Linked DNA regions of Homo sapiens: region 1 is linked to region 2. Evidence: chromatin loops called from intact Hi-C (ENCODE). Cell type or tissue: K562. All regions are shown on one strand. Each heading gives the region's core, and the rest is flanking DNA. Links, peaks and the distances in the headings are about the cores only. Region 1 overlaps TSHR (thyroid stimulating hormone receptor). Region 2 holds the start of TSHR-AS1 (TSHR antisense RNA 1).

Region 1 (15,265 bases), core at 962-8,961, 100 kb after region 2:
AATTCCTCCTGTATATTAACTCCTATTTATCTGAAATTATCATTTAACTGTCACTTCCTTCAGAAACTTTCCCCAAACTCCCTGATTAAAATTTCCCATATGCATATTTAGCGATATATATATATATATATATATATATAGTGTCACCCTGTGGAATGTTCCACTACAGAATTGAGGTTTTCTCTTCATCTTCTTTGAAACTACGTGTCTAATTCCGTGTTACTAGACATTCCATTAAAAATGCTTCTTATTCACTCTAGTGTTCTTTTCTGATGCTTGCTTTTATTTTATTTTATTTTATTTTTGCTATTTTGAGGAACTCTTCCATTTTAAAGGAACTCTTCTATTTCCTTTAAAATACACAGATGTCCAAGACCTGGTCTAGGATAATTAAATCAGAGTTTATGAAGGATGAGTCAAATACTTTTATTTTTCAAAAGCTTCTTAGCTGATTCTAATGTGTAGGCAATGTTGAGAACCACTGACCTATAGTTTGAATTGAACCTGCCATACATATGTATATATGGTGTATATATAGGGATTATATATAGTGATATATCACTATATATATATATATATATATAAAACTATAAACTCCTTTCACTAATTATCAGAGTGCAAATTTCCAGTTCTTTGGGTGATATTTCTGTTGTCTCACTAGACTGTAAGTTCTCTGAAATGCAGAACTGTGCCTGTTTTTGGCCACTGAATCTTGAGTGCCTTTCAGAGTGCTTGGCATGTTGTCGACTCTTATTAAACAACTGAATGAATAGAAGAGTTCCTCAAAATAGCAAAAAAACATGAGCATCAGAAAAGAACACTAGAGTCAATAAGAAGCATTTTTAATGGAATGTCTAATAACATGGAATTAGACATGTAGTTTCAAAGATGAAGAGAAAATCGCAATTCTCTAGTGGAACATTCCACAGGTTGACGACATACTCCCTTAAGACTTCTCTTCATGATTTTAAATGAAGCTGAAAATTCAAGCTCCGTCTTAAACTTTGTAAGCAAAAAGTAATTCAAATAAAAGCTTCAAGTACTGAAAAAGGAAAACAGAGAAATTCCTAAATACAACTTGTCAAGAACATATAAGGAATATTTCAAATAGTTTCCTCAAATTCCATCTTGTAATGAGAATGACTAATGCAGCCAAATTCAATGACCACTTTCTATTGTGAGGTATTTCTATGACATTTGGGAAAATGAACAATTGACAGATGGTTTCCAGCCATAGCCATAGCAGAGATTCTCAACCCTGGACATGCAATTAAACTACCTGAAGGGCTTTAAAGTACACAGATGTCCAAGACCCGGTCTAGGATAATTAAATCAGAGTTTATGAGGGATGAGTCAAGTACTTTTATTTTTCAAAAGCTTCTTAGCCAATTCTAATGTGTAGGCAATGTTGAGAACCACTGACCTATAGTTTGAATTGAATCTGCCAGTAAAGTATCCTCATCGATGCAATGTTTACAAGAGGAGTGCTGATTGTTCCATTCTAAGTTTTTATCTTGGTTATTATGAGTATTATAATGGCTCTGTGCTTTCTATTTTGAATTACCTGTTCTCTAAATAATTATCCTTTGATTTACCCAGTCTCTTAACCCTTTGCCTCTTGCAGATAATAACGTTATATAAATTGTTTTGATACAAATATATTTCTAACATAAAGGAAACAATGGAACAGATTGAAAGGAATTAATTTACCGTGTAGAGACTGTGGGGATTTACCATGGATGAAGCTGAGCAAGCTAGCAGAGCAAGATTCATTTTTCAAGGCTGCCAACTTGTTTCCCTAAGCATCTTTTCCATTGCTCCAAATCTTCTACTGAATTTCTCAGTTAAGAAGTATGAGTCTTTCTCAAGGTTCCAGAAGGATAGTCACTCGGCCCATATTATCAAATGGAAGTTCCAGTTTCTCCAACCTAATGACATCTTTTTGTATGGCTGTGATTGCTTGGTTGTGAAGACAACTGGCAGGAATCGTTTATTCAGGGGGATAAAAATTGTGATTCCCTGCTTACTTACCCCATTTTTACAACTAGGAAAAATCAGATCCTACTTCTTCTTCGCATTTAAACATCATATAATCATTACAGTCACCATATGACTTATCATTCAAACTGGGATAGTTTTGTGAGTTAAAGCAAGGTGCCATTAACAATTATGCCAGAATCCCAAGTGGGAATTTGAACCATCTCAGACAAACCTAGCATCATCCTACTGATCTCTTTCTTCTCCCCAAGATATATCAAATCTTTAATCATTATTCAGGTATGTGTATGTGCTTTTATTCCACAAATATGTATTGAACATTCATTGTATGACAGACATCCTTCTGGACAATGACAAAACAGGCCTGTTCCCTACCTTCAAGGAACTCACAGTACTCACAGATACAGATTAATGTACAAGGTAAATGGGATTAACACAAGGTGTTAAATGCTTGATAGGGTTCAGGGACCCCTATCACTTAACCCAGACTGGAGAATCCAGCAGTCTCCCTGGGGGAAGCCTCAGTGGAGCCTTCAGATCTGCCTGGGTGTCTCCTATATCTCAGTCAACCAACCCTCTTCTTATTGCTCACCACTTTTATTTCAAATCTTCTCATCAAATTTCTAACTCTGCCACCTCCATCTTCCATCTTCTTAGATATCCTTTAATAATTTGATAAGTCATAGAAATGTTTGAAACTTTAACACGAGAATGCCTTGAATTCCCCACCAATAAGCCTATTAGTTTACCTGCATCTGTCCCATCTTTTCCTACAACTGAGACAGCTAAGTAAAAAAGGGCTCCCTAGCAGAACCTTCAACTGCCTGTGCCCTGGGAGAAGTGTGTACTGGGGTGGAGCTTCGGGAAGTTCATTTATAGTGGGGAGGAGCCTGGCCTCTCCTGTTGTGGGGTGGTACCTGGGATTCAATCTGTGAGGCGGGAAGTGGACTAGGAGGACTCTCGCTTTGCTGAGAGTCCCTGTTTCCCTCTTTTCCTCTTTCACCCAATAAATTCTATTTTTGTCACCCTTCAAAGTGTCTGTGAGCCTAATCTTTTATGGCCATGTGACAAGAACCTGGCTTTTAGCTGAACTAAGGAGAAAGTCCTACAACATGACTTCCTCGTTATGATGTAAAAAGTGACCATCTTCCTCTAGAAGGCCAATCCCTCTATTTGGATCTCATCCCCTCCTGCCTCTTCAGGGACCACATGCTCTTAAAATTGTTCTTTCTTCACTCTCTTTAGCTTCTCCCTCTCTGCGGATGCCTCCTCCTGGTCCCAGTTACACCCAGTTGTTTGTGACTCTCAATCTCTACCTGAATCTCTCCCCTGAGTGCCCCCATATACCCAGAACTCCCAATCCTCTTTACTCTAATTTACTTTTTTTCCCATGTACTTATTTCCTTCTAAATTAGTATCTAATTTACTTATTTATTGTGTTTTTGGTTCATTGTCTATTTCCTCCCATTCAAATGGAAACTCCATGGGGACATGGATCTTTGTCTGTTTGTTCCCTGATGTATCCCCAGCTCTCAGAGCAGTGATTGGCACATAGTAGGGGCTGAACAAATATTTATCAAATGAATGAAAAAATTCTGTCTGTGTCCTGATGTGTACTCAATATAACTGCACCTCAAATGCCATATGCCCCAAATTGAATTCCTAACATACCCCCTGACCCTCCACAGCAAATATACAAAACACTTCTCTGCCTAAATGAATGTGCCGATCAACCACACAGATGTCCTAATCAGAAACTTGATCAGCCCTCCCTTATTTATGTCTCAAATCTCTATCCTTTTTCATTATTCCCACTCAATGATCATCCTTCAATTTGCCATCCCCTGTACTTTGGGCACTGCATCAGCCTCTTCACTAGCTTCCTGCCTACAGCCTTGCTCCACTTCCACCCCTCACTCCACTACATAGCCAAGGGAATGTTTCTCAAATGAAAATCTGACCATTTCTCTTGCCTGCTTAAAACCATTGAATGGCTCAGCCCTTAGGGAAGATTTTAAACTCCTTCACATGATTTACAAGACCCTGTACTAACTTAGACCTAAGTTTTATTTTTTTCTACTGCCCACCTCCCTGCCTAAGCTCTACCCCCAAGAAACTTATTATATTTCAATTCTTCAGAAAGCCCAGGCTTTTCCCTTCTGCTCTTTGCTATATAATGCAGATCACAGGTCAGGTGCTATTTTTTTTTTCAGGAAGTCTTCCCCAACTCCTCTCCCTGCTCCTGTGTAGGTAATAGACCTCTTATGTGAGTTTCCATATCACCCAATAACTGACCCCATCATGATACTCATCACTCTCTTAGGAATAAAACTGAACTGCTGTGAGTTTTGTCTACTGCTGTGTACGGAACACCTAGCAAAGTGCCAGGCACAAAGTAGGGCTCAATAAATATCTGTTGAATGAATGAAGTAATGGCCAAGCTGTTGGGACATGCAAACAGAGACACCAAATAGGCAGTTGTATAAGGTAGATGAGGGAAAAGGAAGAGCTAAAGGAGAATTCAAGGTTTTTAGCTTATAGGATGCTACAGTGGTGCTGTTAAAAGAGAAGGAACAGCTTGGGAGGAAGATGATGTGTTTATTTTGGATATGCTGGTTTTGAAGAGCCTGTGGGACATCCAAGTGGTAATATTTGGAAATTAGCTGTATTAGGAAATAGTGCAGCCCAAGGAATGGGAGTGTTTACTCAAGGAGAGTGGGGTATAGAGGAATTAGAACAAAATATACAAAGAAAGAGCTGGTAATTAAGTAGCTGGCAAAAATAAAATAGGAAGTCAGAAAAGGAGACTAAGGAAGAGTAGCCAGGTGAGACAAGAAGAGGAATGAGAGAGCAATATCAAGGAAAACAAAGAGGCAAGAATTTGAAAGAGGAAGGACTTGTTAGCAACATAAAAAACTGCAGAGATGTTCAGTAGGATGGTCTGTCAGCCTCAGCACTGCTGACATTTTGGACTAGATAATTCTGTTGTGGGGACTGTCCTATGAACTGTAGAATGTTCGGCAGCAACCTTCACTTTTACCCACTAGGTGCCAGTAGCAGCCCCCTCTCTAGTGGGCATTTAGCAACCAAAAATGCTAAATGCTTCTAGGGGTAGAGTCGTCTGTGGTTGAGAACTACTGAAATGACAGAAACACTAACAAAATGGCCACGGAGTGAGTACATTTGGCCAAAAACTGTACAGGTTGCTTCTGGTTATATTATTTCGCATGCCTGAACTATCTGGATTGCCTGTCAAAATCAATTAAATGAAATAAAGACCTGCTTCATTTCATTCACTCTTTGTCAACCCAATATGGAAAATCCCTTTTCTCCTTACTGTAAGTGGATAGCAATTCAATTTTTAAGGTTTAGAATTATTTTTAATTCTCTTTTAACGTGAGAGATCTGAAACCACTGGCTACGTTTATAACAAAATGTAAATATTTGTATTAGTAGTGAAAGGTGATTCAAGACTTGGTGACTAGGACAGATGGATGTTTGTCTATCTGTATATATGTTTACTTTATAAACTACGGGATGTTTATAGGAGAGATTTACAGCTAAGGTTTTGCCATATCCCAAGATATATTAAAATACATCGAGAATTATGAACTGCTCAAAATCAAATGAATTTAAATTTGATTTAGGTTTTAAAAAATCATGTAGGAATTAGGGAGTAGAGATATAGCAAAATGAAATAAAAATCATGTACATAAAATTGTCATATACATTGACAATATAACTGCCATTGATTTATGCAAGTATAATACCAAGTATTTTTCTTGATAGAACACGTTTAGAGAATAACATATCACAAATGCAAACTTTTCTTTATATTAAAAAAACTTACATTCTGGAAATATTGGGCAGATTAGAAAATGCATGACTTGGAATAGTTCTCAGGTGAGTCTCAATAAGCTTCCTGTGAAAATAACAGTTACATAATTAGAGTTTTAATCATTGGGCTTTTCTAATAATTCACCTTAATTATAAAAACACATAATTAAAAAGCATGACAGTTTTCACAATATGTTGGCTGATACATAATCAACAAAAATAATACTCAACAAACATACCAAAGAACCATATGTACACATTTTTTTCTCCCAATAAGAATTGTTAGATTCAGATGCAGAAAGTAAATCATCAGACTTCATCTATGAATTAGCAGTAAACTAATATGTCTTGCCTCGCATCACACTTTATTTGTTAACTGAAGGGCAATATTTTTTGGGGGGTCTTTTTATTAAATTGAAAAAACATGATTATTTTACCTTTTAATTTAGGTTTGGGGGTACATGTGCAGATTTGTTATATAGGTAAACTGGTGTCAGGGTTTTTTTTGTACTGATTATTTCATCACTCAGGTACTAAGCCTAGTACCCAATAGTTATTTTTTTCTGCTCCTTTCCCTCCTCCCACCCTCTGCCTTCAAGCAGGCCCCAGTGTCTGTTCTCTTTGTGTCCATGAGTTCTCATCATTTAGCTCTCACTTATAAGTGAGAACATGTGGTATTTTGTTTTCTGTTCCTCTGTTAGTTTGCGGAGGATAATGGCCTCCAGCTCCATCCAAGTCCCTGAAAAGGACATAATCTTGTTCTTTTTTACGACTGCATAATATTCCATGGTATATATGTACCACATTTTCTTTATCCAATCTGTCACTGATGGACATTTAGGTTGATTCCATGTTTTTGCTATTGTGAAAAGTGCTACAATGAACATTCGTGCGAACAACATAATATATTGTATTATGTATGTTAAGACTACTGAATTTATAGCATGTACTTTTCAATGGAAATGCCTTGGAATGCTATCAGAATATACATTAAGTACATCTTTAAAAGAATTAAATGCATGTTTTAAATCTTAAGGATTAAAAATAGTAGCATGGTTACTACCTTCTTGCACAAGTAAAAGTCTCTTCGATCATATCTTGATCTTATCATCTACATGCTGCAGTCTGGAAATAACTGACTGGCAAGGAGCAAATTCTTCCTCAGAATCTTAAGACATCTTTGTTGGATTTGCACCTTAAAGGTGTGACTTTTCCTCCAGTTTGCTTTTTTGAAGACTCTTCAGAAGGTGGAGACTGTTCTCATCATACATAATGAAACACCTTCATGCATTCCAGTATGCCTCTCCACCTAGGCACTCCATTTTTTGAGTTACGCTCTTTACTATAGTTACTACTTGAGAATCTTGTATGGAAAACAGTGTGCATAGTGTATTAACTTGGCAAAAAGACAATGCCTCAGCATACTACTTAGCTTCTCCATGTGTCTGTTTTTGCCATTTAATCACACTGGTAATCACACATCATCCAGTTAGTACCTCATTTATAGATAGTAGAATAACATTGTGTATTTTTTCTTCTCTAAGCTGAGGGGTTACTTTTCAACAATATATTTCCTTGGTCTATGCTTTCTTTGAAGTATTCATTTTTGCAACTATTAAAATATATCTGTAACTTGCCTAATCAAAGCATCAGAAAGACCAAATTAGTTGGTAAAAGCATCTATTAAAATGGAGGGAGGGAGGTGATGTGAATGTCAAAAGAGTAAATCTGCAACTCTTCCCAACCTCTGGTGTTTTGCCATGAAGCCCAATGTTGCCTTAATATTATTTCAGAAATTCAGGTCCCATAAATTACTTGTTCTCCTTTGAAGGTCTCCCACTTTTATTTCCTTAATTGAGTTATCCGGATTCTGAAGCTAAAAAGATATGAGAAGAACAAGTCATTCTACCAAAATCTCTGTGTAAAATTGGGCCATGCCAAAGGAAAACAAAAGATACACACCTGTTGAGTATCACCCAAGGCGATTGAGTTTAAGCTCAAAGATAGTCTTACTCATAGAGCTGTCGTAAGGCAAACATTTTGTGGGCATACTTACGGTAAGATTGTAGGTAATATGGGACTAAACTGTAACCTTCACTGACTAAAATTTTTTGAGTTTAGCCCATGTTCAAAAGTAAATAACATATATAAAATTAAATAGGAAACTAGAATAAGATTGCAATGGTTTCTAAGAAATTAACCTGGAACAGAAATAGCATCTAAGTGCAATTGGATAGTCTTTGGGCTAAAGGTTCAAATAATGTTTCTATTCTTTCCCGAAGTATGAGTTTCTGAAATATATAACACCTGTTTCTTGAATTCTCTCTCTCTTTTACACACATACAGTTCTGAACAAAGATCTTTTTCCCACTATTGAGTTAGTTGTGGCACAAGGTGTTTTAAAAGACAAAAATATTTGAAATGCTAATGTTTTGCTTAATTCCACAAACAAGATATTTTTCCCAGCCAGATTTTTTTTACCAAAGAAAGCTCACCAATATATATAGACCAATAAGGATTATGTGTCTCAGAGCATCTGTCTTAGTAATAATACAATATGCACAGTAAATCAAACAAAATTGAAGTTGAGGGTGCTAGCAATCAGCCTGAGATAAAAATAATGTCTCCTTTTTGAATAAATTCAGTTAATATCATGATAACACGCTGGGACAAAATACTGATTTCAATAATGTTAAATGAATTATTAGAATGACAACTAGTTGTATAGATTGCCAAATTCAATTGCAATTTAACAGTTCATACATTTTGCCTGGATATTTTCATAGTAATGTGCGCATAATCTAAAAAAATACACAATTGAGTTTGTGTAAATTTTGTTGACTTTTGGTATAAATTGCCTTGGTTGCCTCTCTAAAATTCATCATATTAGCTTAAGCTCTCCTTTAATTTCTTTTCTGGCTTTTAACATGTGATTAGTTTGATTGAGCTTATGAAAACATTTAAAAGGAGTTTTCTTCTAAGGTATCTATTTCCCTTCAAATAAAGAACAAAAATAATTAGTGAGGGCATGGCATCTAGGAAATTAAATAAAGACATCATATTTATTTAGAGAGCATCTGCTCCATTTTTCCCTAATAGTTCAACCTTACAATAAGGGTTGTGGGGAAAATTTATTGTAATATGTGGATGCCTCATGACCCCCAGACACATGTGCTCCGGCATGCACATAACCTTTGTGGAGGTTTTGTGGTTGTTTTGATTTGCAGTAGTTTTGTGGCTAGAGTTAATTTATAGAATGTTTGTCATCTATCTGTTTTTATCCCTCCATCTAGGGGCAAGGGGCTGGATGTTCTTTCTATTATCTACCTTTTCAAGAGAAGGCCTTTTACTCAAAGAATCTTGTGATATTGTGATTACTGCTTTAAATGCAAATGAAAGAAAAAACACCAAGTGAATGTGTTTATTTTATAGAAATATTTTATTTTAATTTCAGAATACATTTTGAATATTTATGGAAAAGGCAAAGTACACATCTACATGTGTATTCTTTTGACAAAAATATTAGAAAATCTTCAAAGTGCTTCACTTTTGTCCAAAGAATTTGCATCGCAATAGAATTTGTTTCTAATGAAAATATGCTAGGTACTGAAGAGGCTGTTTTTTATTTGCCTTTGATAATTCACAATAAGAAGACAATGATGATTCTTTCTAAAATATGAGAAAAAAACCTCACCTCATACAAATAGTACATCTATTTACTATTAACGATTAAGGCATCATATGTAACTCATTGGGAAAATAGTTCACAGCTATAGTCTTGTATCCTATGTGGAGAATGCACATTTTATGGTTAAAGAAGTTGGCTTCAAGATATAGAAATTATGTGAGAGAAAAGATATAAGCTGAGTTTGCAATTCCAATTTGTTTTGCTGTGATTTCTTTAATCAAGAATGACCATTGGAGGTATGACAAATGTTTCCTTTGGGCCTTGCTGAGGCAAGATTTATATCTGTCAAATGTCTGCCTTAGGAAAATATAATGTAGAAATTGACATGCATGTAAACCATGACTGACTGACTTGCAGATTTTGCAGGTAGAACCCAGTTTTAAGTACTCTCTTTTTGGTTCTTGCAGTAGCAATGGGGGAGAGAAATATGGTTAATGTAAAGAGAGCTGACAGTTCTTTGTTCCAAACAAGAGCAGTTGGTACAATTAAACTTTTCACAGTAATCTTGCATGATACTAGGCTTAGTTGACTGAAATTTCATCAACATGTAAATCCAATCAACATTCCAACATCTTGTTTCTTACACAGTTTCTGGAATCTTAAACACATAGCTTGTGTTGCATATGTGCATATATAGGTGTGGGTTCTAACACATTTCTCACTATAGCCCCTACCTCATGACCATGTCTGAATTGTACTGAGTTGAGGAGGCTGGCTGATCTTCTTTGCCGTGGCAGAGACTGTGTGGTCCAGAAACACCAAACTTCCCACTTGTGTGTCCTATTTGCCTCCTGGCAAACAGGCTGAGAGTATTTTGTGATTCTGCGTGTTTGTATAATATCAATGTCATCTTCATCTTAAGGGCCTCTTGTATTAACCACCTGTGTCAATCAATCAGCCAGTATTTCACTGAGGTGTACCAAGTATATTTCACTGAACTATTCTATGTGAGTATAGAAAGTATTCATAGTAGAAAAAGAGGGAATTGGTAAAAATAATCCATATTTTTTATATTGTGAAGTTGTGGATTACAAATTAGGCAATATTAATACAATTTAATGTGACATTTATCACTTGCCTTGTGTTCTTATTTTGGTGAGAATAAATCCTTTTTTCTTTTCTTTTTTCTTTTTGAGATGGAGTTTCACTCTTGTCACCCAGGCTGGAGCACAGTGGTGCAATCTTGGCTCACTGCAACCTCTGCCTCTGGGGTTCAAGCGATTCTCCTGCCTCAGCCTCCTGAGTAGCTGGTATTACAGGCACCCACCACCACACCCAGCTAATTTTTGTTTTTTCAGTAGAGACGGGGTTTCACCATGTTGACCAGGCTGGTCTCAAACTCCTGACCTCAAGTAATCCACCTGCCTTGGCCTCCCAAAGTGCTGGGATTACAGGTGTGAGCCACTGCACCCAGCCAAGAATAAATTTTCATTGGTGAATTTGTTTTACTGTTGTGCATTAAGAAAATACTCTGTGGCAAACTGTGAAAGAATACAGCAAGCATAGGATTTAAAATCAGGGGTGTAGACCCACAAGGATCATGCAGTTAAACACTTGGGACTATTTGCATATAGACTATTTTTTAAAATAAAATAATTTTAACTTGTCATTCTCTTGTGTTTTGTATTTTGGGTGGTATAGTAAATTTTAGTCAGTGTTGCTGCTAAATTATTTACAAATGATACAAAAATATCAGGTGATATGATGTCTACAATGCAAGGTGTGACACTGCAGCTGAAATAGAATGGCATACTGGCCAGAATCCAAGTGGATTTGTGAGTTATTATGTAGGGTCAAACAGAGTTTTGATTTGGGCTTTTTTTGTGTGTGATCTGAACCCCAGAAACTCAAGCAATAGCTTGATAAGTTTGACTTATGGAAATTGCTCAGCTTAGGCCATCTGGGAGAGAGTTGTCTATTCACAAGTATTGGTTTAGGTCTCCAAATTGTTGAAAATATTAAATTTGGTTTCATTTCATTATTTAGCATAATTTTTTGTATTGAAGCTATTTTTCACAGTTCTTTATTAAGGCATACTTTACGCCCAGTGAGATGCACAAGTCTACAATGCATATTTATATACTTCGGTGTATATAAGTATACTTATACTTTACATATATGTATGCATATATGTACACATAAACCCATGAGACCAGGGCCTGGATCAAAATATAAAATATTTCCATCATCCCGAAAGTTTCCTGTGTAGTTTTCCAATCAGGAATTGTATTAGTTCATTTTCACGCTACTGATAAAGACATACCCGAGACTGCGAAGAAAAAGAGGTTTAATGGACTTACAGTACCATGTGGCTAAGGAAGCCTCATAATCATGGCAGAAGTCAAGGAGGAGCAAGTCATGTCTTACATGGATGGCAGCAGGTAATGAGAGAGAGCTTGTGCAGGGAAACTCCCATCTTTAAAATCATCGGATTTCATGAGGCTTATTCACTATCATGAGAACAGCACAGGAAAGACCTGCTCCCATGATTCAATTTCCTCCCACTGAGTCCCTCCCACAACATGTGGGAACTCAAGATTTGGGTGGGGACACAGCCAAACCATATCATTCCACCCTGGCTCCTCCCAAATCTCATGTCCTTATGTTTCAAAACCAATCATGCCTCCCCAACAGTCTCCCAAAGTCTTAACTCATTTCAGCATTAACTCAAAAGTCCACAGTCCAAAGTCTCATCTGAGACAAGGCAAGTCCCTTCAACCTATGAGCCTGTAAAATCAAAAGCAAGCTAGTTACTTCCTAGATACAATGCAGATACAAGTATTGGGTAAATACAGCCATTCCAAATGGGAGAAATTGGCCAAAACAAAGGGGCTACAAGTCCAAAAAGTCAGCAAGTCTGAAATACAGCAGGACAGTCAAATGTTAAAGCTCCAAAACGATCTCCTTTGACTCCATGTCTCACATCCAGGTCACACTGATGCAAGGGTTGAGTTCCCATGGTGTTGGACAGCTCTGCCCCTGTGGCTTTACAGGGTACAGCCTCCCTCTCAGCTGCTTTCATGGGCTAGTGTTGAGTGTCTGTAGATTTTCCAGGTGCATGGTGCAAGTGGTCTGTGGATCTACCATTCCGGGGTCTGGAGGATGGTGGCCCTCTTCTCACAGTTCCACTAGGCAGTACCTCAGTGAGGACTCTGTGTGGGGGTGCCCACCCCAAATTTCCCTTCTGCACTGCCTTAGCAGAGATTCTTCATGAGTGCCTCACCCCTGCAGCAAACTTCTGCCTGGACATCCAGGCATTTCCATATATCCTTTGAAATCTAAGAGGAGGTTCCCAAACCTCAATTCTTGACTTCTGTGTACCCACAGGCTCTATACCATGTGGAAGCTGCCAAGGCTTGGGGCTTGCATCCTCTGAAGCCATGGTCTGAGCTGTATCTTGGCCCCTTTTAGTCACAGCTGGAGCAGCTGGGATGCAGGTTACTAAGTCCCTAGAGTGCACACAGCAGAGGGAACCTAGGCCCAGCCCACCATGCCATTTTTTCCTCCTAGGCCTCTATGTCTGTGATGAAAGGGGCTGCCACAAAGTTGTCTGACATGCCCTGGAGACATTTTTCCCATTGTCTTGGGGATTAACATTCAGCTCCTCATTACTTATGCAATTTTCTGCAGCTGGCTTGAATTTCTCCTCAGAAAATGGGATTTTCTTTTCTGTTGCATTGTCAGGCTGTGAATTTTTTGAACTTTTATGCTTGGTTTCCTTTTTAAAACTGAATGCCTTTAACAGCACCCAAGTCACATCTTGAATGCTTTGATGCTTAGAAATTTCTTCCACCAGATATATAGAGATATATATACCCTAATCATCTCTCTCAAGTTCAAAGTTCCACAAATCTCCAGGGCAAGGGCAAAATGCTGCCAGTCTCTTTGCTAAAACATAACAAGAGTCACCTTTGCTCCAGTTCCCAACAAGTTCCTCATCTCCATCTGAGACCATCTCAGCCTAGATTTCATTGTCCATGTCATTGTCAGCATTTTGGTCAAAGCATTCAACAAGTCTCTAGGAAGTTCCAAACTTTCCCACATTTTCCTGTTTTCTTCTGAGCCCTCGAAACTGCTCTAGCCTCTGCCTGTTACCCAGTTCCAAAGTCGCTTCCACATTTCAGGTATCTTTTCAGCAGCAACCCATTCCCAGTACCAATTTACTGTATTAATCCATTTTCACACTGCTAATAAAGACATACCCAAGACTGGGAAGAAAAAGAGGTTTAATGGACTTGCAGTTCACATGGCTGAAGAGGCCTCACAATCATGGCGGAAGGCAAGGAGGAGCAAGTCACATCTTACATGGATGGCAGCAGGCAAAGAAAGACAACTTGTGAAGGGAAACTCCTGTTTTTAAAACCATCAGATCTTGTGAGACTTATTCACTATCATGAAGACAGCACAGGAAAGACCTGCTCTCATGACTCAATTATTTCCCACCAGGTCCCTCCCACAACATGTGGGAATTCAAGATGAGATTTGAGTGGGGACACAGTCAAACTATATCAGCAATCCTGCTCTTCTATAGGATAACTACTATTCTGACTTCTATCATCACAGATTTCTTGTTTATTAACTTCACATAAATAATCAAAAATTAGCCACTTTTCTGCCTTGCTTCTTTTATTCAACATAATGTTTCTGAGACAAATCTATGTTATTACATGTATCAGTAGTGATTTTTATTGCTAATTATGAATATGCATTTTTTTGTTCATTCTCCAGTTGATGGTTGTTTCTAGTTTGGGGCTATTATGAAGAAAGCTGCTATGAAGAACATCCATGTACAAATCATTTTATGGACACACATACTCATTGCTCTTGGGTAAATATCTAGGAATATGATTTATGGATCATAGGTAAGTGTATACTTAACTATCACAAAAACTTCCAGTTTCCAAAGTGATTGTAACATGTTCACTCATACCAGTGATCTATAGGAGTTCCAGTCAACTCTACATCCTCACCAACACCTGGTGTTATCAGTGTTTTAACTTGTAGTCACACAAGTAGGTATGTTTCCGTCAGCATTCTTGATTGGTATTTGTAATTTGCTAAAGGATTTGGAGAAATGCACAGCTAAGTTAAAAATGTCTATTTGTGTACACAAGTATAATGCTTAATTTTATGTGTTAGCTTGATTGGGTCATGGGATATGAAGATATTTGCTTAAACATTATTTCGTGTTGTGTCTGTGAGGATGTTTCTGGATGAGATTGACATTTGAATTGGTAAACTCAATAAAGCAGCTTGCCCTTCCCAATGTGAATGGGCCTCATCCAATCAATTGAAGGCTCAGTAAGAAAAATTATTTATCTCTGCTTGTCTTTAAGCTGGGATATCAATTTTCTTTGCTTTCAGACTTGGACTAAATTCTACACCACAGGCTCTCCTGGTTCTCAGGCCATTGGATTCAAACCAGAATTTATACCATCAGCTCTCTTGGTTCTCAGGACTTTCAACTTTGACTGATACTATACCTTTGGCTCTCCTGGGTCTTCAGTTTTCCAACTGCTTCTCTTGAGCCTCTTAGCCTCCATAATCATGTGAACCAATTCTTTACAGTACAGTACAAATCTCTCTCCCTCTCCCTCTCCCCTCCCTCAGCCCCCTAAATTTGTTAGAACTGATGAATAAAATTCAGTAAAGTAGGTTACAAAATCAACATACAAAATTTAATAGTGTTTCTATATGGTAACAATGAACTATCTGAAAAAAATTAAGAAAACAATTCCATTT
Region 2 (15,265 bases), core at 3,736-11,735:
ACTAAGACAGTTACTGAAAAACCCCACTTTAAATATGTGAGCATGGGAGCCCACATTGCTGGACAGCCTCATGGTAAAGCTATCAAATCCTGCTCTTGGCATATTTTGCAGTAGTGTTGTGCCCAGGGAGGGGGGCAGTCAGTCCTGGGGGACGGGCAATAAGGAGGTGAACTGCTGGCCGAGAACATAAACACAATCATTATTAAATTGATTACATGTAGTGTGCTTTTTATTATTACCATGTGCCAGCAATCCTAAACTATGTCAATGATAGAACACCTTCCCATAAGAAATAATTTTTTGTTCTAACTGGTCTAATTGTTACAGTTAGTGTTACAGTTAGCGTTGAGAGTGTTTTTCCATTTTTTTTTACTGTGATAAAATATGATTACCATTTTAGCCATGGTTAAGTGTACAGTTCAGTGGCATGAAACACATTAATGTTTAGTTTTAATAAAATATTTGTTAGCTTCATTTTTTTTTTACATTTCACATACATGAAATAAGCCAATCACAAAAAGATAAATACTACACAATTCCACTTAAATGAGGTTATCTACAGTGATCAAATTCTTAGAAACAAAAAGTAGAATGGTGGTTACTCCGGACTGGAGGAAGCAGGAAATGAGAAATTGTTCAGTGGATACAGATTGAGTATCCTCTCTGAAGATTTGTATATTTAAAATTTTTTTCTTTATCTGATTGAGTTGATTTGAAGAATCAGTTTTTGAGCTCTGAGATTCCACAGCTTGATCTATTCCTCTGTTAATGCTTCCAACACTATTATGAAAATTTTGTAGTGAATTTTTAAATTCCAGTTCAGTTTGGTTCTTTTTAAAAATGGCTATTTTGTCTTTCAATTTTTGGGTCATTTTTACTGGATTCCTTGGATTGGGTTTCTACTTCCTCTTGAATCTTGATGAGCTTCTTTGGTATCCAGATTCTGAATTCTATGTCTGTCATTCCGGACATTTCAGTCCTTGCTGAGGGGCTAGTATGCTTATTTGACGTTTTGAATTGCCAGAGTTCTTGTGCTGACTCTTTTGAGAGGGCTGGTGTTCCTTTGTCGTCTTGTTTTTATATTATTCATTTACCTTGAGGGCTTAACTGTGGTATATGTTGAGTATAGTCAATTGGCTTCATTTCTGGATACTTTCAGAGGGCCAAGGCTCTGTATGGGATCTTTGTGGCTAGATTCTTGCTCTGGGTTTTACAGGTGCTCTATACTGGCAGAATATTTTGAAATTGTAATTTCGGCGGCAAACCAGTAGATGGCGCTTAAGAGTAATTGCCGGCAGGCTCTGACTCAGCGCTGGCTCTTTGGTATTTTGTATTCGCAGTCATGCTCCATAGTTCAGGGGAGAGAGATGATCCTTTTGCCAAGTCCTCTCCTGGCCCTTAGAGGAGCCCCCTCCAATCACTGGAGCTGCACTTACGTTTCCTTTGTTAGGTGTTCGGAGCTGTGGGGGCTCTCTCCGGCAGAGGCTAAGGCTTGCAGACAGGCCGCAACCCTTCCCTGAAAGGCCCTGAGAGAGACAAGTCTCATCCCGCGCTGGCCCACGAACTGCTTCTCACTCCTCCCAGTGTTCTGAGTGGAGGCTCCTCCCCCGCGCTTGCGCACCAGCCACAGGTCTCAGCTGGGCACTCCTGAGCTCTGTGCTGCAACCTTGGGGCATTGGGCTCTGTCTTTCGGCCCCTCGGGGTCAGACCCCTGCTGTGTTGGGGGATCCGAAGTGCTCCCAAGCTGCCTGGAAAGCATTCAGGCGGGGTCGCTAGCAAGAACTCAGGCTGGGCAGCGGAGGCGGCACAGTGCACACACTCCTGCAGGAACAACCAGACAGGGGCTTTGGGAGGGGCTGCGTGCAGGGGGTCCCGCAGAACATATGCGCCCCAGTCCCGCAGGAAGGACCGCCCTGCTCTCTCTTGGCTCACTGGTAAGTTGAGGTCAGATGGGGAGCCTTGGGGGATAGGCGCCTATAGCCACCTTCCTCTGCAGCTGCCATGCACACAAAACCCCCTGGGCTCCCTGCAACCTGGAGCTCTGTCTCTGCCTACTCCCTGGGCAGATCCCCCTGCCAATTCAACTGTCTGTGGGGGTCATAGGATCTCTTATAGCTGGGATCCCAGAAATACGTGAGGAGAGTGGGCTGCCCCACTGTCACTTTACTCAACCCTTCCCTAGGAAACGTTCTGGGCCTGGAACTAGTCCTGGCACTCACCCCGCGCAGGGTTCCCAGCTTCCTTCCTCTTCAGCCTCGTGTCTGTGTGGCCGCTCTGTGGACTCAGCGTTTCACTGCGAAGATCTGCTCAGAGTGTGTTGGTTTACGGGATATTTTGGTGTCTCGGTGGGAGCAGCACTTATTGACTGCATCTGTTATTTTTCTGGGAAAAATCATCTAATCAAGATGTTTCTGGGAGCAATGTAACACAACAATTCAAACGCAAGAAGGCATCTCATCTTGAGCAAATAAATAGGAATAATGCCAAATGCTTTTTATGTCTCAGACACTACACATGTATGAATCTTTAAATAACCCAATGCACTACGCTTTAGATTTCTCCCCATTTTACAGATAGGAAAAGTGAGGTACAGAGAGATTGTAGACTTTGCCCAAAGTCACACAGCAAGTGAGTGGTGGAGTCAAGTTGGACCCAGTCTGACTTCGGAGATGACTACTTACCCATTAAGAGCAGGTTCCTCATTAAAAACGAGGATAAAGACCTTGTTAGTGTATTCAGAGTACTAAGGGGAAATAATTCAATCTAGGAACCTAGACCCAGCTAAAAATATTATTTCAGTCAGGATGAAATAAAGATATTTTAAAATAAAAACTGAAAGTGTTTATTATTTACAAGTTCTATCCAGGCAGAAAGACCTAGTAAACAATAAACTTTAGAAAAAAGATTATGGAAATTCAAAAGAGGATGAAAGAAGAAATGGAAAACAAAGAAATTGGTAAGCATGAATAGGTCAAAATATTGACTGTGAGAGAAAAATTAGAATGTTAAGTTTTAAAGGAAAGTGGAAGAAATATAATGCATAACAACATTAAATTGCTTCATGAATTGTAGACAATAAAGACTTCTGTGGGAAAAAACCACACTCAAACTCAAAGTGCTTTTTCTATTCTCTCTCTTAACAACAATCAACACAGAAGATGTCTGTGACCAAACTGGGGTGGAGGTGTTCTTCCTGCTACTAAGCAAGCAACAAATTCTACAATTCTGTTGTGGCTTACCTGGAGATAGCATCAGATCCCACATGTTGAGGATTCATTCCCACAAGACTGCCCCTACTTCACATGTCAGTTGCAACTCCAGGCCTCCAGAATTTCTGACCAATCAGCTTCAAGTTGGGGTTTTCATAACTCCCTCTTTGGGTTCAATTAATTTGCTGGAGTGGGTCAAATAACCCAGGGAAACATTTATGTTTACTGGTTTGTTATAAAAGATGTTAGAAATGATACAGATGAAGAGAGGCAAAGGCAAGGTAGGGGAGAAGGGGCATGGAGCTTCCGTGACCTCCCTGGATATGCCACCCTTTAGGAACCTCCATGTGTTCAGCTATCCAGAAACTCTTTGAACCTTGGTCTCTTGCTTGAGCCTTTCATGGGAACATCATTGAATAGGCATGACTGACAACTGTGTAGAAATGTGATTGGACAAAAAGAGTATGGTCTAATACTCATAGACTGAGAGGGGAAACCCTGTAAGGCCTGTCTGTTCAGATTCCTTTTGGCCCCTCTGTGTAGGACTCCTTCTTTTAGGGTATGGGGCAAGATCACTTCTGAAATGAGGGTCTTACGTCCCACAGTCAGACAAGGTAGGTCAGAGAATTCCTTTATGGCCAGCGCCAATATAGAAAAACAAGGAAGATTCCTCACTTGGAGAGAAAAAGGAGCAGGTGCAAGGAGGGCAGGAGAGGAGCAGAGAGACATTCTGTTTTCTCAGGCCTGCTTCTGAGCCCTAAAGTGCTCCACCATTATACCAAGAGCTATTGGAGTTATGAGCCAGGAACATGGATGGAAACCTATATGTAAAACCACAAACACACAGTAATAACAATATACCAGGATCCTTTAAAGAAACGAAGACATCTTTAAGCTTTTATTTCAGTTTAGTCGTCTCTCTTCAGAGGGATGGCCCAATAAAACTTCCTTACATATAAAGATAAAGCAAAAACTCAAAGAATAAAATAATGATGCCAAAAATGTTTTTTGTTGATGCCACCATTATTACCCTCCTAACCCGAGTTGATTCTACTTGGAAAATGCACACTTTGCTTATTTCATTTTTGTTTTTTTACCTTGCACTGGTGGAAATCTAAGATGACAAAGACAGTGTTCCTATCTCTTTATGCATTTTCACTTATATTCATTGATTTAGTCCAGGTAATTCTTTTTTTTTTTTTTTTCTTGAGAAGGAGTCTCACTCTATCTTGCCTAGGTTGGAGTGAGTGCAGTAATGCAACCTCGGCTCACGGCAACCTCCGCCTCCTGGGTTTAAGTGATTCTTCTGTCAGCCTCCTGAGTAGCTGGGACTACAGGCGTGTGCCACCACACCCTGCTAATTTTATATTTTTGTATTTTTAGTAGAGACGGGGTTTCACCCTGTTGGCCAGGCTGGTCTCCTGACCTCAGGTGATCCACCAGCTTTGGCCTCCCAAAGTGCTGGTATTATAGGTGTGGGCCACCGTTCCTGAACTAGTCCAGGTAATTCTCATAATTTTATTAGTTAGATAGCATTAATACAGGTGTCAAAAATGTCAGAATTATTTCTTTTAAGAAAAAAGTGTTGTGAAGGTTTCTTTATTTTCTTTTCTTATACATTAGGCATTAACAGTGATTTCCTGTGTAATTTGGGAATGTTTATTGACAGTAATGTGTATTACGGGAAGATAAATTCTATTTTTTCATGAAATGGCTGTCGTAGAATTATAATTATTATTATTTTGTTGTTGTTGTTGTTTTGAGACAGAGTCTTGCTCTGTCGTCCAGGCTGGAGTGCAGTGGCACAACCTCGACTCACTGCAGCCTCCGCCTCCTGGGTTCAAGCAATTCTCCCACCTCAGCCTCCCTGAGTAGCTGGGGTTACAGCCTCGCATGAGCACGCCTGGTTAATTTTTGCATCTTTAGTAGAGACGGGGTTTCGGCAAGTTGGCCATGCTGATCTCTAACTCCTGGCCTCAAGTGAGCCACCCGCCTTGGCGTCCTAAAGTGCTGGGATTACAGGTGTGTGCCACCTCACCCACCCATCAAGGAATCATTAAAAAGAAGGAATCTAAGACTATTTTAAAAATTTCTCTCAATGATTTAATATTTGGGTTTTATGTATTTTATTCCATTTTAGCACTGTGAGATAGCATGATTGCCTAAAGGACTGTATTAAAGATGAGTGCACAGTTCTGTCTTATTTATCTGCTGTCACATTGTTTTGACACAGAAGAAAGTCAAGTAACATTGATGAAGAGCTAAAATATGCTCTAACTGTGGAAAAAATAAATATAAATTGTCCATAGTTGCTCAATTTCTAAAGTAAAAGGAAAAAATACAGTGTAAGACTGTGAATTAGTTCAGGAAGGTAAACTTAAGTAATGTTTATTTAACTTCAAGATTTCAGTGGCTTAACTCAACAAAGGTCTGCTTCTTCTGCATGTCACGGGACAATGCTGGTTGGTATGGATGGCTCTTCTCCATGCAGTAATTCAGAGACACAGGCTTCTTTCATCTAGTGATTTATTTTTCCCTGCAGCTTCAGATACTCTTTTTCCCTCTCTCTGGGATCCTTTGCATCTGTCTGGCAGATATGGAGACGGAAAGCACAAGAGGATTGTGTTAGGAGTCTTAAGGGCTGGATGTGACACTCCTTGAAAGGGAAGCTGGGGAATGAGTATGTAGGTGTGTGTCCAGGATGTAGGGAAAATGGGTTTGGTGAGTATACATGCTGGTGTTTGCTATAAGAGAGCTAATCATGACTTTGTTTTGCAAGTATGAAAAGTGTGAAAAAGATAACATGAATGATAAAATCAGGCATGGTCACATTTATAATTGATCATTGATGTTTTTTCCAAGTTAATTACTTCTGTGATTTCTTGATAGCTATCAGCATGAGCCCCATTGCCTAAACATGATCTCATTTATTTATGTGTTTGAACAATTCATATTTTTTTATGTTTTGTAGAGATGGGATCACCCTATGTTATCCAGGCTGGTCTCGAACTCCTGGCCTCAAGTGATCCTTCCACCTTGGCCTCCCAAAGCACTGAGATGACAGGCCTCTGTGAACCACTGTGCCTGGTCTCATATATATGTATTTTTAATATGCAGCTTGCTTCTTATTTATGTGATGAGAAGAGAATAAATGTCACATTATTTTAGTTGAAGAAGTTCGTCAACATTTTGTCTTTTAAATTTAATTCACCTATAAGTTTGTATCGTCTTCAACCCTGTGTTTAAACACATAACATTCTTTAATAGACACCTAACAATTTACAAACACCTCATGCTCCTCCATGTGGCCTGGGGAGTGCACGATGATGCTGGCCAGCACTAAGTTCTTCCACCTATGAACTTTGAATTCTGCCTTTGAGCTTTCATAAATGAAGAAAGCTATCCAGCAAAGCAGATGTTGAGCAACTCTTCATGTCTGCCTACTCTCACAGGTGGGGACAGCACTTCCTGGAATAACGTTGCTTTGGATTTAACAACAGTTGGGCAAAGGAGGTCGGTATACAGATACAGGACAAGAAGAGTGGTGTCAAAGGGAGGCTAAATCATTGGTTCTGGCTTCATCTAAGGAATTCTTATGAGAAATCGAGGGAGAGACTGTCCTGGGAAGTCTGATGAAACATGTAAGTTAATAGGCTGCAAGAATCATTTCTATCTGGTGTCTTTCTTTCCTTACATTTATTTCTGCTCCTTGACTGTTCACAGGTGACTTGAAATCAGATTGCCCTATCCTTTTTGAAAAGGGAAGCTTGTTTTCAATCCTCTGAGTAGTTTGTAATGGTGTGAGGGCAGGGAGGTAGTACAATCTATCACTTTCCAACTTTTTACTTTTTTAATTTTTAAAATAAAAAAATTGTTTTTGAGACAGAATCTCACTCTGTCACCCAGGCTGGAGTGCAGTGGCACAATCTCAGGTCACTGCAACCTCTGCCTCCTGGGTCCAAGTGATCCTCCTGCCTCAGCCTTCCGAGTAGCTGGGACTACAGGCGTCCGCCACCATGCCCAGCTAACTTTTAAATTTTCAGTAGAGACGAGGTTTCACCATATTGGCCAGGCTGGTTTCAAAATCCTGACCTCAGGTGATCCACCCACCTTAGCCCCCCAAAGTGCTGGGATTACAGGTGTGAGCCACTGCACTTGGCCTACCACTTTCCAATTTAATGATCATCAGATGGGATAAGCAATATTGGAGAGTTTTAACTAAAACAAGAAGGTACTGCTGGGTCCCATAGAATGTGGAAAATTCCATTAGTTGGTGTTTTCTGGTTGTGCTGGGGGCCACACTAACATGGATGGGTATGACATGTTACTTATGTTAGAGATAAATGCAGAAAGGTAAAGAAGCATGACCAGTTCCAGGCCCACACATTGCCTGGCAGTGGTCTGTGAATCGGCAGTGGAGCAATGAGTCATTATCACAATGTGCTGGCTGAGAGGTACAGGGACATGTCAGTTACAGAGGCACTGCTGTGGAGAGAGGTCTTCCTTGTGTTTCAGCTGTGCTGCCTGTAGAGGGAGACACTGCTCCTCAGGTAAGGATTTAGAGTGTGGCATCAGCCAACTGTGAATATGTCAAGTGGGCCCTAAGTCTCTGGCAAAAGGAAAAGGGAGAAAGATAGGTTTTCAAGCAGCTCTAGCAAGGAGTCTGTGCCGCATGTCCCAGATCAAAACTACTTATCTTTCCTCCTCCTTCTTGTCCATTTGTTTTGTTCCATTGGTTGACAATGACCCTTCAGTTTGGCAGGTTCTTGGCCTCACTCACTGACCTAACAGACTTACTAAGTGTCTGTAATAAGCACCTAATGACGCAGGTGTATTTCATTAAGATTCTTCTTCTTCTTCTTTTTTTTTTTTTTTTAAATTCTTCACAGAAAGGTCATTTCTATCTGGCAAAGAACAGAAGAGCTTTGTTTTTAGGTCATGTTAACCTTCCTCATATTTGAAAGAAAGGTTCATCCCTTTGCCGTGTTTTGATTTTGAGGATGAGTCTGCTCTGTCCATTTTGGGCCATTACTGCAGAGCTCAGCTGCCCAACAACTGGACTTATCTAGGTCACAGGGGAGAACATAGATGTATGTAAATAAAACACGTAACTGGTCAATATTCATGTTAATAGCTTCAATCCTAGTGTGAAGACATGTGTATTTGACTCATGGGAGAGAACCTTTTATGCTTACTTTACACAAAGTAAAAACTAAAATGATCTGTTGATTTACTAATAAAATCAGGCCCAGATTCAGGTTGGCCAAGAAGCTAGACACTCCATAAAGAGAAAGGTGCCTAAACTTTAAAACTTGAACTTCTAGTCTTCTCCTAGTCTTCTCTATTGCCAGCCTTTGAAGGCAAGGGATTGACATTGATAAGGGCGCTGATACTATACATTATGGTTAGTGGGTTAGGCTGTTGGATTAATGGGATTAACCTGGCTACTGGCTGATGGTGGCCCAGATGCAGAAGTAAGAGTAGAAATTTCAAGAGAGAAATCACAAAACTTGTCAAACTTCCATAAGATATTGGGTATCACCAAGACAGATGTTAAGTCTCCCAGTACAACATTGGAGGTTGGAAACATATCACAATAGGACAGGACAATCACTTTCCCAGCTAAAGAGTCACGAGGGCAGAGTGACTCGCAGGAGAGCTAGAAAGGTTCCCAGCAAGATAAGGAGGCAGCCTTGATGTGGGCCCCAATGCCCCAAGCATGACTAAGGGCATTTTGTAAGACCAAATATTGAGTGGTGTCACTTCCTCTTTATTCTATAATCCCATGAGTTTTTGAATATTCTTAATCATGGCCGGTGGCTGTTGTACCCTGGTGCTTGGCAATGTCCATCCAGGGCAAGGGTACCTTTTTCTAATTTGTGCAAAGGTTCAATATGGGCTAGCTGTGACCCTACCTATGACTTCAGAGAATCAGAGAGGAGTTATATGCCCGTAATGGGGTCATATGATTGTTAAATTTTTTTAAAGATATGGGGGTCTCCCTCTGTGGCCCAGGCTGGAGTGTAGCGGCACAATCATGGCTCACTGCAGCCTCAAACTCTTGGGCTCAAGTGATCCTCCTGCCTTAGCCTCCTGAATAGCTGGGATATAGGGGCATGCCACCACACCTGGCTAATTCTTAAATTAATTTTTTTTTTAATAGAGATAGGGTGTTACCGTTTTGTTCAGGCTGGTCCTTGAACTCCTGGCCTCAAGTGGTCCTCCAGTCTCAGCCTTCCAAAGCATTAGGATTATAGGCATGAGCCACCATGATGGCTTTGGGTCAAATGTTAAAGGGGGACCAGGGCTTGCCTGAGGTCATTGATAGTTCATGAGAGAGTCCCACGAGGATGAGACTCTTGTGCTGATGGAGTTGGAGCTCTAAGGCAGACCTTCACACCTTGAACTCTAAGTCTCAAGTGTGTTGCAAGTGTGCCTTGAGGAAGCTGGTCAAGGTCTGGGGAAGCCAGAGCCTCTGTACTGGTCACCTCTGGCTGGGAGTACCCTTGTTCATTTACCTAGTGTGTGTGCAATATGATTATATTCTCAGAATGCCATGATGTGAACAAATTTGGGGAGCACTGCTATAAGATATTACTTTACAAAGGACTTGGGTTTGATATCTTGAAGGAAATGTGTGGTCTTCCTTATACTTGGTTATCTGGTTTCCAGAACCAGCACACTAATATTAGAAAATGATGAAGTGGGAAAATGTTTGCTGAAGAACTTTGAGCTACAACTGGATTCTAAGCCAGAAGTCATGGAGGACCCTGCAGTGAATGGGCACTGGTTGCTGCAAAGAGTGGCTCTGGAACATAGGACAGAATATGATCTGTTTAACTCAGAGCTAAGTAGCTGTGATAGTCTCCAAAACGGACCAGACCACTCTTACTCCTCCCAGTGCTGGCACTGTGTGCCTATGACATACTCTCAGCTACTGATGACATGGTTATGCTGATTCTCTCCTTGAGCTGCCTCCCAAGCCCTCCTCCTTTTTATTTTCTTTAATCATCTCTCTCTCTCCCTCTGTCTCTCTCTTTATTAAGAGCCAGGGCTTCCATACATAGTTGTGCAGTGCACAACCCACACAACTCTGTGCTAAGAGCCTTGATGCTCTGTGCTGTCTACTGAACACAGGTCAAACTTGATAGCCTGTCATGTAAGATCCTGGATGATGCAGCTTCAGTCTATCTGAGTCAGTGAAGAGGCTGGCAGAAAACAAATGGTCTCCTCAAAGAGTTTGACTGAGGAGAATTTACAGACTATTTACAAAGAGGTGAGTGGGGTGAGAGGAACCAATCAGGGATGGTGAAACACTTAGGAATTAGCCATAGCAAAGCGGTTACCACTCCTAAGGCTGAAAGGACAGAAAAAACAGGGGATGATACTGAACCCCGGAGCGAACTTGGAGTCACAGAAGACAGGAGCTATAACTATGGAGCTAACACTGGCTTAGTAGTTAAGAAGCAGGGAGGGAACCGGGGATAAATGCCCATGTATCTCTGCCCTTGTACTCTGATCTCAAGCCAGAGCCCCGGTGGCCAAACCCATTGGAACACAGAGGACAAAAGGGCATGCACGATGCAGTCTATAGTGGTCAGTCCCTGCAGGGCAGAAAAGTTGGGGAATGCCTGTAATTGGGTCAATTACAGGGAGAGTAACTAGCATATTGCCTTCCCTCCTTCCAGCCCTCTCATCCTGTATGCTGATTCCTTTTCCGAGCAGTACCACAGCCTTCGCACCTCTGTCATTTTGTTCATGCTTAGGCCTCTGTATGGAATGCTCTTTCCTGCACCCTCCTATATTTATACATTTGAAATCCTACTCATCTTTAAAATCCCAGCTTAGAGGTGACCTTCTTAAAGATTTCTTTGATCCCTCAAGTGGAATCCTCTAGGGCAGGGACATCTATGGCTTGCAAAGCCTAAAATATTTACTTTTTTTTTTTTTTTTTTTGAGACGGAGTCTCGCTCTGTCACCCGGGCTGGAGTGCAGTGGCACAGGCTCACTGCAACCTCTGCCTCCCAGTTTCAAGCAATTCTCCTACCTCAGCCTCCCAAGTAGCTGGGACTACAGACACATGCCACCACGCCCAGCTAATTTTGTTTGTATCTTTTAGTAGAGACAAGGTTTCACCATGTTGCCCAGGCTGGTGGCAAACTCCTGAACTCAGGCAATCCACCCCGCTAGGCCTCCCAAAGTCCTGGGATTACAGGTGTGAGCCACCGTGCCAGGCCAAAATATTTACTCTTTAGCCCTTTACAGAAAATATTTGACAGTCCCTGCTCTAAACTTGTGCTATTCACTATGGTTGCCATGAGCTATGTGTGGCTATGGCACATTTGAAATGTGGGTAGTGAGACTGAGAAACTGAGTTTTCAATTTTACTTCATTTTTATGAATTGAATTTCAAGTTTAAAAAAACAACACTCAATTCAGTTATGAAAAACTTTTAAGTCTGTTTAGAGCAATTTGGGTTTGCAAGTCTTTTTTTTTTCAAGTGTACATTTTACAAACTTTGAATGTGGCTACGGTATTTCTGAAGAAAATTTAGTTTCCAAATTGCCATGTGTTTTAAGTGTATACTGAATTTTCAAGACTGAGCTAGAAGAAAAGAGAATGTAAAATATCTCATTAATAATTTTCATATTGATTTTGGGTCAAAATGATATTATAATAGTGGGTTAAAGTATATTATTAAAATGACTTTCACTTTTTTCTTTTAACCTTAATTTTTTTAAATTCTTATAGATTCAGGAGGTACATGTGCAGTTTTGTTACATGGCTATATTGTATAATGGTGAGGTTTGCACTTCTAGTCTACCCGTCACCTGAATACTGAACATTGTACCCAATAGGTAATTTTTGACCTTTGCCCCCTCCGACTCTCCCCAGTATCTATTATTTCCCACTATATGTCCATGTGTACCCCTTGTTTAGCTCCCACTTATAAGTGAGAACATGTAATATTTGACTTTCTGTTTCTGAGTTATTTCACTTAGGATGGTGGCCTCCGGCTCCATCCATATTGCTGCAAAAGACCTGCTTTTATTCTTTTTTAGGGCAGCATAGTATTCCATGATGCATGTATACCATATTTTCTTTCTCCAATCATTTGTTGATGGACAGTTAGGGTGATTCCATGCCTTTGCTATTGTGAACAGTGCTGTGATAAACACAGAGTGCAGGCATCTTTTTGATAGAATGATTTCTATTCCTTTGAGTAGGTACTCAGTGGGATTGGTGGGTCAAATGGTAGTTCTACTTTTAGTTCTTTGAGACATCTCCATACTTTTTCTGTATTCCCACCAACAATGTATAAGCGTTTGTTTTTCTCCACATCCTTGGCAACATCAGCTGTTTTTTGATTTTTTAATTAATAGCCATTATGACTGGTGTGAGATGGTATCTCATTGTGGCTTTAATTTGCATTTCTCTGATGATTAGTGATGTTGAACATTTTTCATGTTTGTTGGTTGCTTGTATGTCTGAAGAAATGTCTGTTCATTGTTTATGTCCTTTGCCCACTTTTCTTTTCTTTTCTTTTTTTTTTTTTTGAGACAGCGTCTTCCTTTGTTGCCCAGGTTGGAGTGCAGTGGTGTGATCTTGGCTCACTGCAATCTCCACCTCCTAGGTTCTAAGAGATTCTCCTGCCTCAGCCTCCGGAGCAGCTGGGATTACAGATGTGCACCATCACGCCCGGCTAATTTTGTATTTTTAGTAGAGACGGGGTTTCACCATATTGGCGAGGCTGGTCTTGAACTCCCGACCTCAGGTGATCCACCTGCCTCGGTCTCCCAAAGTGCTGGGATTACAGGCGTGAGCCACCGTCTCTGGCCATCCTTTGCCCACTTTTAAATGGAGTTATTTGTTTTTTTCTTGTTGAACTGAGCCAAACAAAAGCTCAGTTCAGGCAGGCCATGGTTGCTTATGCTGGTAATTCCAGCACTTTGAGAGGCTGCTGCGGACGGATCGCTTGAGTCGAGGAGTTCTGAGACCAGCCTGGGCAACATGGCGAAACCCCATTCTACAAAAAAGTACAAAAAATTAGCTGGGCATGATGGTGCTCTCCTGTAGTCCCAGCTACTCAGGAGGTTGAGGTGGGAGGATTGCTTAAACTTGGGAGGTGGAGGTTGCGGTGGGTGACAGAATGAGTCCTTGTCTCAAAAAAAAAAAAAACAAAAACAAAAAACAAAAAGAAAAAAAAATGAAAAAGCTTAATTTAACAGTTTTTCTTGCATGTGAATGACCTCTGAGCTTTTAAATGGAAAGTTGACACTGAGTTTTGGTGAATGGCAGGGGTTTTTGGTTTGTAATACAAGTGCTTTTTTTCTTATTAAGTTTTTCCTTGTAGGTTCTGGGTATCAGTCCTTTGTTGGATGCATAGTTTGCAAATATTTTCTCCCTTTCTGTAGACTGTTTACTCTGTTGATTATTTCTTTTGTTGTGCAGAAGCTTTTTAGTTTAATTAAGTTTCATTTTTCTGTTTTTGTTACGTCTTAGTCATGAATTCTTTGCGTAGGCCAATATCTAGAAGAGTTTTTCTTAGGTGTTCTTCTAGGATTTTTATGGTTTCAGGTTTTATGTTTAAGTCTTTAATCCTTCTTGAGTTAATTTTTTTTTATAGGGTGAGAGATAGGGGCCAAGTTTCATTCTTCCACATGTGGTTATCCAATTTTTCCTGCACCATTTATTGAAAAGAGAGTCCTCTGCCCAGTGTAACTTCTTGTTAGCATTATTGAAGATAAGTTGGATTGTTGGTATGTGGCTTCATTTCTGGATTCTCTATTTTGTTCCATTGATCTATGTGTCTATGTATGTACCAGTACTATGCTGTTTTGGTTATAATAGCCTTGCAGTGTAATTTGAAGTCAGGTAGTGTGATGCCTCCAGCTTTGTTCTTTTTGCTTAGGATAGATTTCTATGGAGTAACACTGCTCTGTAGTAACATTCAGAAACTGTAATAATTTTTATACTGTGGTGACACATATATCTTCCTCTCTAGATTCAAAGTTTTTTTAAAGTCTGGGACACAGTTAAAAAAATTCTGATGTATATGCTCTGCTTGCAGAAGGTACTCAATAAATGAATACAAGTCAAACAAATGCTCAATTCAAACACTTTCTTGCATGTAGATGACTAGTTCTCTGGGCTTTTAAATGGGAAGTTGAGACTGAGTTTTACTGAATTGCAGGAGTTTTTAGCTTGTAACCACAAGTGCTTCCTTACTGTAAGATAGATGACTCAATGAATAGGCTTCTTACAGAGAAAATGATGGACAGTGGACTCTTTTTTAATGATCGGTAAGAATTTATATAAGGCCATGTCTAATTTTTAACTACAGAGGATGACTATATCATAAAACAGAAAATTGTCAAATGTTCATGCTCTACCAGGGGTAAGCTATTATATTTGAGAGGACACATTTTTTTTAAAATTTCAATAGTTTTTGGGGAACAGGTAGTGTTTGGTTGCATGGAAAAGTTGTTTAGTGGTGATTTCATGGGAAAGTTGTTTAGTGATGATTTCTGAGATCTTTGTGTACCCGTCACTCAAGCAGTGTACACTGTACCTGGTGTGTACTCTTTAATCCCTCACCCACCTCCCAACCCTTCCCCCTGAGTCCCCAAAGTTCATTATATCATTATTATGCCTTTCATCCTCATAGCTTAGCTCCCACTTATAAGTGAGAACATATGATGTTTGGTTTGGGGGAGGATACATTTTTAAGGGCTCAGCATCAATTAAACATTTCATAGACATGAAAAATAATATATCAGAAATTCAATTCAAATCCAGCACGTATTTATTGAGCACATACTATGTGCCAGGGATTGTTCTAGGCTCTTGGGATGCACCAGTGAATATAACTGACAAAAATGTCTGCCTTTGTGGAGCTTATGTCCCATTATGTTTATTATAACATGATAAATAAACTAGTATATTAGGAAGTGGTAAGTACAGTAGAAAAAAAGAGGAAAATAGAGCAGGGTGAGAGGACCAGGAATACAGCATGGAACAAGTAACACATTTAAGTTAGGGTGGTCAGGACAGGC

The links. Peaks named below come from ENCODE experiments on the same cell type or tissue, not always from the same donor. Only the 100,000 strongest peaks of a DNase experiment are listed, where the experiment ranks them.
Region 1: it touches region 2 in a loop (10-fold over the local background); 3 of 110 quality-filtered maps call a loop at or near these places.

The regions. Positions count from the first base shown.
Region 1 is chr14:81,052,803-81,068,067 of GRCh38, reverse strand. TSHR (thyroid stimulating hormone receptor) reads right to left here. Exons shown (of 10, transcript NM_000369.5): 2 at 5,849-5,920. TSHR-AS1 (TSHR antisense RNA 1) reads left to right here. Exons shown (of 9, transcript XR_007064290.1): 8 at 14,252-15,265. Among named protein-coding and RNA genes, the nearest start is that of TSHR, 100 kb to the right of the region's middle. In K562, for the core only: a CTCF peak has its summit at 5,044 (motif pointing right); a DNase peak (open chromatin) is centred at 5,047.
Region 2 is chr14:81,156,778-81,172,042 of GRCh38, reverse strand. TSHR-AS1 (TSHR antisense RNA 1) reads left to right here and starts at 1,637. Exons shown (of 9, transcript XR_007064290.1): 1 at 1,637-1,934; 2 at 6,662-6,850. LOC105370594 (a long non-coding RNA gene) reads right to left here and starts at 3,271. Exons shown (of 2, transcript XR_944073.3): 1 at 3,240-3,271; 2 at 208-2,382. RefSeq lists enhancers at 1,263-1,632, 1,853-1,912. In K562, for the core only: a CTCF peak has its summit at 7,727 (motif pointing right); DNase peaks (open chromatin) are centred at 7,692 and 8,892.